Regions from separate parts of the Homo sapiens genome. Here region 2 is linked to region 1. The links are chromatin loops, found by intact Hi-C in ENCODE. Cell type or tissue: CD14-positive monocyte. All regions are shown on one strand. Each heading gives the region's core, and the rest is flanking DNA. Links, peaks and the distances in the headings are about the cores only. Region 1 overlaps CMC1 (C-X9-C motif containing 1). Region 2 overlaps CMC1 (C-X9-C motif containing 1).

Evidence for each region. A loop is a pair of places that touch in the nucleus more often than their neighbours do. Peaks named below come from ENCODE experiments on the same cell type or tissue, not always from the same donor. Only the 100,000 strongest peaks of a DNase experiment are listed, where the experiment ranks them.
Region 2: it touches region 1 in a loop (2.0-fold over the local background); 3 of 110 quality-filtered maps call a loop at or near these places.

The regions. Positions count from the first base shown.
Region 1 is chr3:28,249,775-28,252,594 of GRCh38, forward strand. All of the region lies in intron 1 of CMC1 (C-X9-C motif containing 1), which reads left to right. Among named protein-coding and RNA genes, the nearest start is that of CMC1, 9.6 kb to the left of the region's middle. In CD14-positive monocyte, for the core only: no CTCF peak of the experiment used is centred there; DNase peaks (open chromatin) are centred at 1,437 and 2,537; H3K4me3 peaks cover 1,555 bases; H3K27ac peaks cover 2,452 bases.
Region 2 is chr3:28,307,016-28,309,835 of GRCh38, forward strand. The region is part of intron 2 of CMC1 (C-X9-C motif containing 1); the gene reads left to right. Among named protein-coding and RNA genes, the nearest start is that of ZCWPW2, 40 kb to the right of the region's middle. In CD14-positive monocyte, for the core only: no CTCF peak of the experiment used is centred there; a DNase peak (open chromatin) is centred at 1,436; H3K4me3 peaks cover 569 bases; H3K27ac peaks cover 1,150 bases.

The sequences.
Region 1 (2,820 bases), core at 232-2,731:
ACAACATAGACTGGGTGGCTTAAAAAATGTACATTAATTTTTTTTACTATTCTGGAGGCTAGGAAGTTCAAGACCAAGATTCAAGGAGATCTGGTTGCTGACAAGGACTCTCTTCCTGACTTGCAGATGGCTGCCTTCTCCCTGTGTGTTTACATGGCAGTGAGCGGGGAGGGATGGGGGAAGAGGAGGTTGAGGGAGGAGGAGGAGAGAACGAGAAGGAGAGAGAGCCCTCTGCTTCTTATGAGGCCACTAATCCTATCGAATTAAGGCCTCACCTTTATGACCGCATTTGACCTTAATTACCTCCCAAAAGCACTGTCTCCACATACAGTCACATTGAGGGTTAGGGATTCAACATATGAATTTGGAGAATGGTAAACACAATTCAACTCATGCCAACCACTGATCTAGCAGGAGAAGATTGGATATATAGTGTGATGTGATGTGTTTAAGTCCAGGTGTGATTATAGCAACAGAACGAGTGCAGGCAAAATCTTGGGGTTAGAGGAAGGAGAAATCACTTTTTAGTGCTGGAGGTCAGGAAGAACTTTGGGATGGAGAAATGTTGAATTGAGTTTTAAATAAGTAAACTTTGATAACAAAAAATAAGAGGTTGAAGATGGAAAATAAAGACTGAGATTGAACTAGAGTTTGGCTTTACCTGTTACTTGCCGGGTAATGCTGCAAGATTGCTTTGAGCTTTCTGAGTCTTAATTTCTTTGTATCTGCTTCTAAATGAGATGATGTTTGTAAACCAGTTCCATCCACCACCCTTTTCTTCTTTCTGTAAATATTTATCGTGTTGCTTCTGTGTACTATATAACTATAAGCCGATTTTTCAGGTAAGAAGGGTAACATAACCACTAGGTTGGCAAAATGAAGGTTTACATTGTAGGAAATTTAAGTTGGAATTGAGCTGCTGGTGGGACTTAGAAACCACCAGTAGATAGTTGAAAATGTGGAAAGTTGGAGATGGAGATGAGCACTGAGAACTCAGTATCATAAACACTATCTTTAAAGGTGGAACCTTGTGGGATTGCCCCAGGAGGATTAAGTACAGATATTACCTTGGAAGTGTGTATAGTTCTAGTATTGTTACCATTGTTCAGGATATTTTTGAAACTCCTTTAAGATTTCCCTTTGGATTCTTCAGTACACTCGTCTTAATATCCTCATTTTGGCAAATCTTTGTTCTGAAAGTTAATTTGAATTTCAGCCAAGGTTTAACCAGAGACAGTCTGGTGAAGGTGATAGACGATCATCCTGGGAAATGCTGCCTCTTCCCTTGTCTCAGTTTGTTTTATGTTGCTATAAATGAATACCTTAGGATGAGTAATTTATAAAGAAAGAAGTGTATTTAGCTCACAGTTCTGCAAGCTATACAGGAAGCATGGCATCTGCTTGGCTTCTGATGAGAACATTTATGCTGTGTCAGAACATGGCAGAGAAGATCAAAGGGGAAGCGGGCATGTGTGAAGAGGGACCAAACGTGAGAGGTGTCCTGACTTTTACAACAATCCAGTCTCTTGGGAACTAGTCATTTTCTCTGAGAACCAGCCCACTCTGAAGAACTAGTCCACTCCAGCAAGAGCAGGAATTCATTACTGCTAGAAGGGCACAAAGCTGTTCATGAGACATCTGCCCTCGTGTCCCAAACACATCCCATTAGGGACCACCTCCTTACACTGCCACACTGGGGATCAGATTTCAACATGAGATTTGGTGGGGACAAACCATATCCAAACCATATTGCTCCCACCCCAAAAAAGTTATATTATGGAACTGGTTTTCATGTTTACTTCAGATTAGCTCTGAAGCCATACCAAGAAAGATGATGTGATTTGAGCAAAGGCTGAGTCTTTGAAATAAGTGAAAAACCCTTCAATATAAAAATAATTCTCCTATTCCATTATCAAAGTATTATATTTTCTTTATAGGAATTCTATGAAATATTGTAAGATAAAAGAAGAACCAGTAGTAACATGGTGGAGAGAGGCTTGAGGAACATTCATAGGATTGAGAATATTACACAATCTTCTAGATTTATATGAGGAAAAAAAGTAAATCAGGCAATGTATTGCTAAGAAGGCCACAGGTATGCTGTCATTTATTACTTTCTCAAATGTCTGCTCCTGTCCCATAACACTGCTGATTTTCTGCCGGATATCAGTGGGAAATTGTGCTTGTAGGCGCAAAGACAGTCTTGAAGTTTTACCAAATAAAGTAAATGTGAAACTTGTTCATTTAAGAAATTATGGCCACAATGGCGGTTGTAACACAGTTCTAAAATTGGCATGTCTTATTGCATAAGTTAATTTCCTGCTTTGGTATACTTTTAAATATGTTGTCCCTTTCTGGCCTCCTCTTGGTTAAAGCAGTGTGGGTGGAAGAGGAACTTTTCACACCTAGCAATCTGCAGAATCTGAGGTCCAAGAAATAGGTGCTATTGGGAAATGGGCACATCTAGTGTGAACAAGGTGGTTAATTAACAGTGAAAGCTGATAGGACAGAGAAGCTCAGATGAAGCATACTATTGTGGGATATGGGTGTTACTTGACCCAGAAGCTAAGCAGAAATAGGCACATCTACCTCACTGATGTACTTTCCGTATTTTGTAAGCGTTTGAGCTTATACAAAATTAGATTGTTAGTGGCTGACCTAATATTTGATGTTTATTCTCTTTGAATGTGTTTTTCAGCCAGCTGACAAATTGCTCCCCTTGCTTTTAAAAATATTTTTTTCCCGTGGTAGGAAGCAGAATCAGAATTCCCTTTGATTTTACTTTCTGATAAAAAATTGAGAACTGAATTTTCAAATTTT
Region 2 (2,820 bases), core at 21-2,520, 57 kb after region 1:
TCCATAGTTTTAAAACATTTTCACTTTTAGATTTACAAATACTATTTCCTTTTAATCACCTTTTAAATATATCTGTCTTTAGCATTTGGATCAAGTACATTTCAACACACAGATATCATAAAAGATGAAAGAGTACTGCGTTGCCCTGTTTTTAGCACAATGGGATACAAGTTTTTGTTACATTATACTTCATGAAAAATCACTCCTGTTAAATGTCTAATGGGATGAGAATACTATATTTCCTTTTTGTCCTTAAAAATGTATTATTCAGGCCAAGTCAAGAGAATTGTTTGAGGCTAGGAGTTCAAGACCAGCCTGTGCAATATAGCAAGACCTTGTCTCTAGGAAAAATAAATAAAAAAAATTAGCTAGGTGTGGTGCTGCACACCTGTAGTCCTAGCTACTCGGGAGGCTGAGGTGGGAGGATCACTTGAGCCCAGAGTTCAAGGCTACAGAGAGCTATGATCTAACCAGCGCCCAGCCTGGGTGACAAGAAAAAAAGTATTATTCACGCATCAGTTCCTGATTTTGAGAAAATTCATCTGGGATACTGTCACCTGAAGACTTATAGTCAATATGATTATGTGCTTATATGATCAATTTCATCATCTTCGTTAAAGTCTAGAGTGCTGCTCTTGGTTTCTTTGCATTCTTCTAATTCATCTAATAATTGCAAAACATCTTTTAGCCAGTTTTTCCCCCCACTGTGGTAGTATATTAGTTTTCTATTGCTATTGTAACAAATTATACAAACTTAGTAGCTTTATTAAGACAATACAAATTCATTGTATCATAGTTCCGTAGTTCTCAAGTGTGACAGGTCTCACTGGGCTAAAATCAAGGTGTTAGCAGAGCTGTGTTTGTTTCTGGAGCCTCTAGGGGAAAGTCTGTTTCCTTGCCTTTTTCAGCAAAGATGCAAGTATTCTCTTTTTTCCATCTTTAAAGCCAGCAAGATAGAATCTCTCTGACTCTGCTTCCATCATCTCATCTCTTTTCTCCTGTTCTCTTCCGCATCTGTCTTTCACTTTTAAAGACCCTTGTGATTACTTTGGGCCTTCCCAGATAACCTCCCTATTTTCAACTGATTAGCAAAGTTAATTCTGTCTGCATCCTTAATTCCCATTTCCTGTGTATCTTAACATATTCATGGGTTTCAGAGATTGTGACTGGGACATCTTTGGGGACTATTATGCTACCTAACATAGGCAGAAAATGAAAAGAAAAATTCAAACCTTAACTGTATTCAGTGAAAGCTTTAAAAAAAAAAGAAAAGAAAAAGCTACTTTTATATCTTCATGAACGGTAATACAATACATTGAGCAATATAGTAAATGTGATGTAATAATGGAAGCTTTATTTCACTATTGCATCCTTCTAGGGGATTTCATCATTTTCTTTTCTTATCGTAGTTATTTTTAGCATAGTTGGAAATAACTGACAGGCCATGATGCAATAATTTCTGCTATGATGAAATAAAATGTTTGAAGATACAGGAAAAATAAGATCAATAAGTTATATATTGAATCTTAGCTTTACACGAAGATCAAATGATCCTAGTTGATAAAATGAATTTTATTGTATTAAAAATATGTCCATTTTCTTTAGATTTTTGGAGGCCTCTAAGAAAGAATAAAGTCTTAAATTATTCTTGAAATAGTTATGGAATTACTTATAAATGAAATCTACAGGCTGAGCATGGTGGCTTACGCCTGTAATCCCAGCACTTTGGGAGGCCGAGGTGGGCGGATCACAAGGTCAGGTGATCGAGACCATCCTGGCCAACATGGTGAAACCCCATCTCTACTAAAATACAAAAAATTAGCCCTGTGTGGTGGCGCATGCCTGTAGTCCCAGCTACTCGGGAGGCTGAGGCAGGAGAATCGCTTGAACCTGGGAGGCGGAGGTTGCAGTGAGCCAAGATCATGCCACTGCACTCCAGCCCGGCGACGGAGCGAGACTCCGTCTCAAAAAAAAATAAATAAATAAATAAATAAGCCTGCAAAACTAAAATTGGGTCTAGTGGACCCTGATTTTATACTGAGGGTCAAATGCTTGGTTTCCTTGCTTTCTCTGGTGCCACATAGTCCTCTGTATTTTTCCAGTTTCTTCTTTTTCTCCTAGCGTTAAGTGTTAGGATTCCTCAGTGGTTGTCCAGGGCCTCTTTTCATTATTTTTGTTAAGTTACTACTATCAAAACAGTATCTTCAGAACCTGCTTCCAACTCATAGGTAACTGCCTTCTACTTGGATGTTTCACAGGCCCCTTAACTGAACATGTCCTAAATTCATTGTCATCTTTATTCCATCTTCCTCCACCAAAACAGAACAAATTCATATGCTATTCCTTTTTGGTGAGTGTGTGTTATGTAAAACAGTGCTTTTGTTTGTTTTTCTGGTGTTTTTTAAGTCATCAACCTGGGCCATCATGCACCCAGCAAGAAAATTAGGGGTTATCCTTGACTCGTCCTTCTATTACACTCATAAATAACTATATTCCAAGTCCTGTTAGTTCTCTCTGGTTTCATTTTTATTCACTCACTTCTGTCCTTTCCTGCTTTGTCTGCCACAGGTTTAAATGTTTTTAGCCCCTTGGACTATTGTACTAACTTTCTATCCAGTTTTCTTATTTCCAGTTCTGTTTCCTCTGCCTACTCTAAGGTTCTGTGCAGAAGAAAACATGATCTTGTCATTCCACTGTGCAAACCCTTTTGAGGATTTCGATAGCCCTTAGAACACAGCCTAAACATTTTAACATTGCCTACTGGTCGTATTTGGTACATGCCTTTTCTCCTGCAGCTGATATTTACCACACACACACACA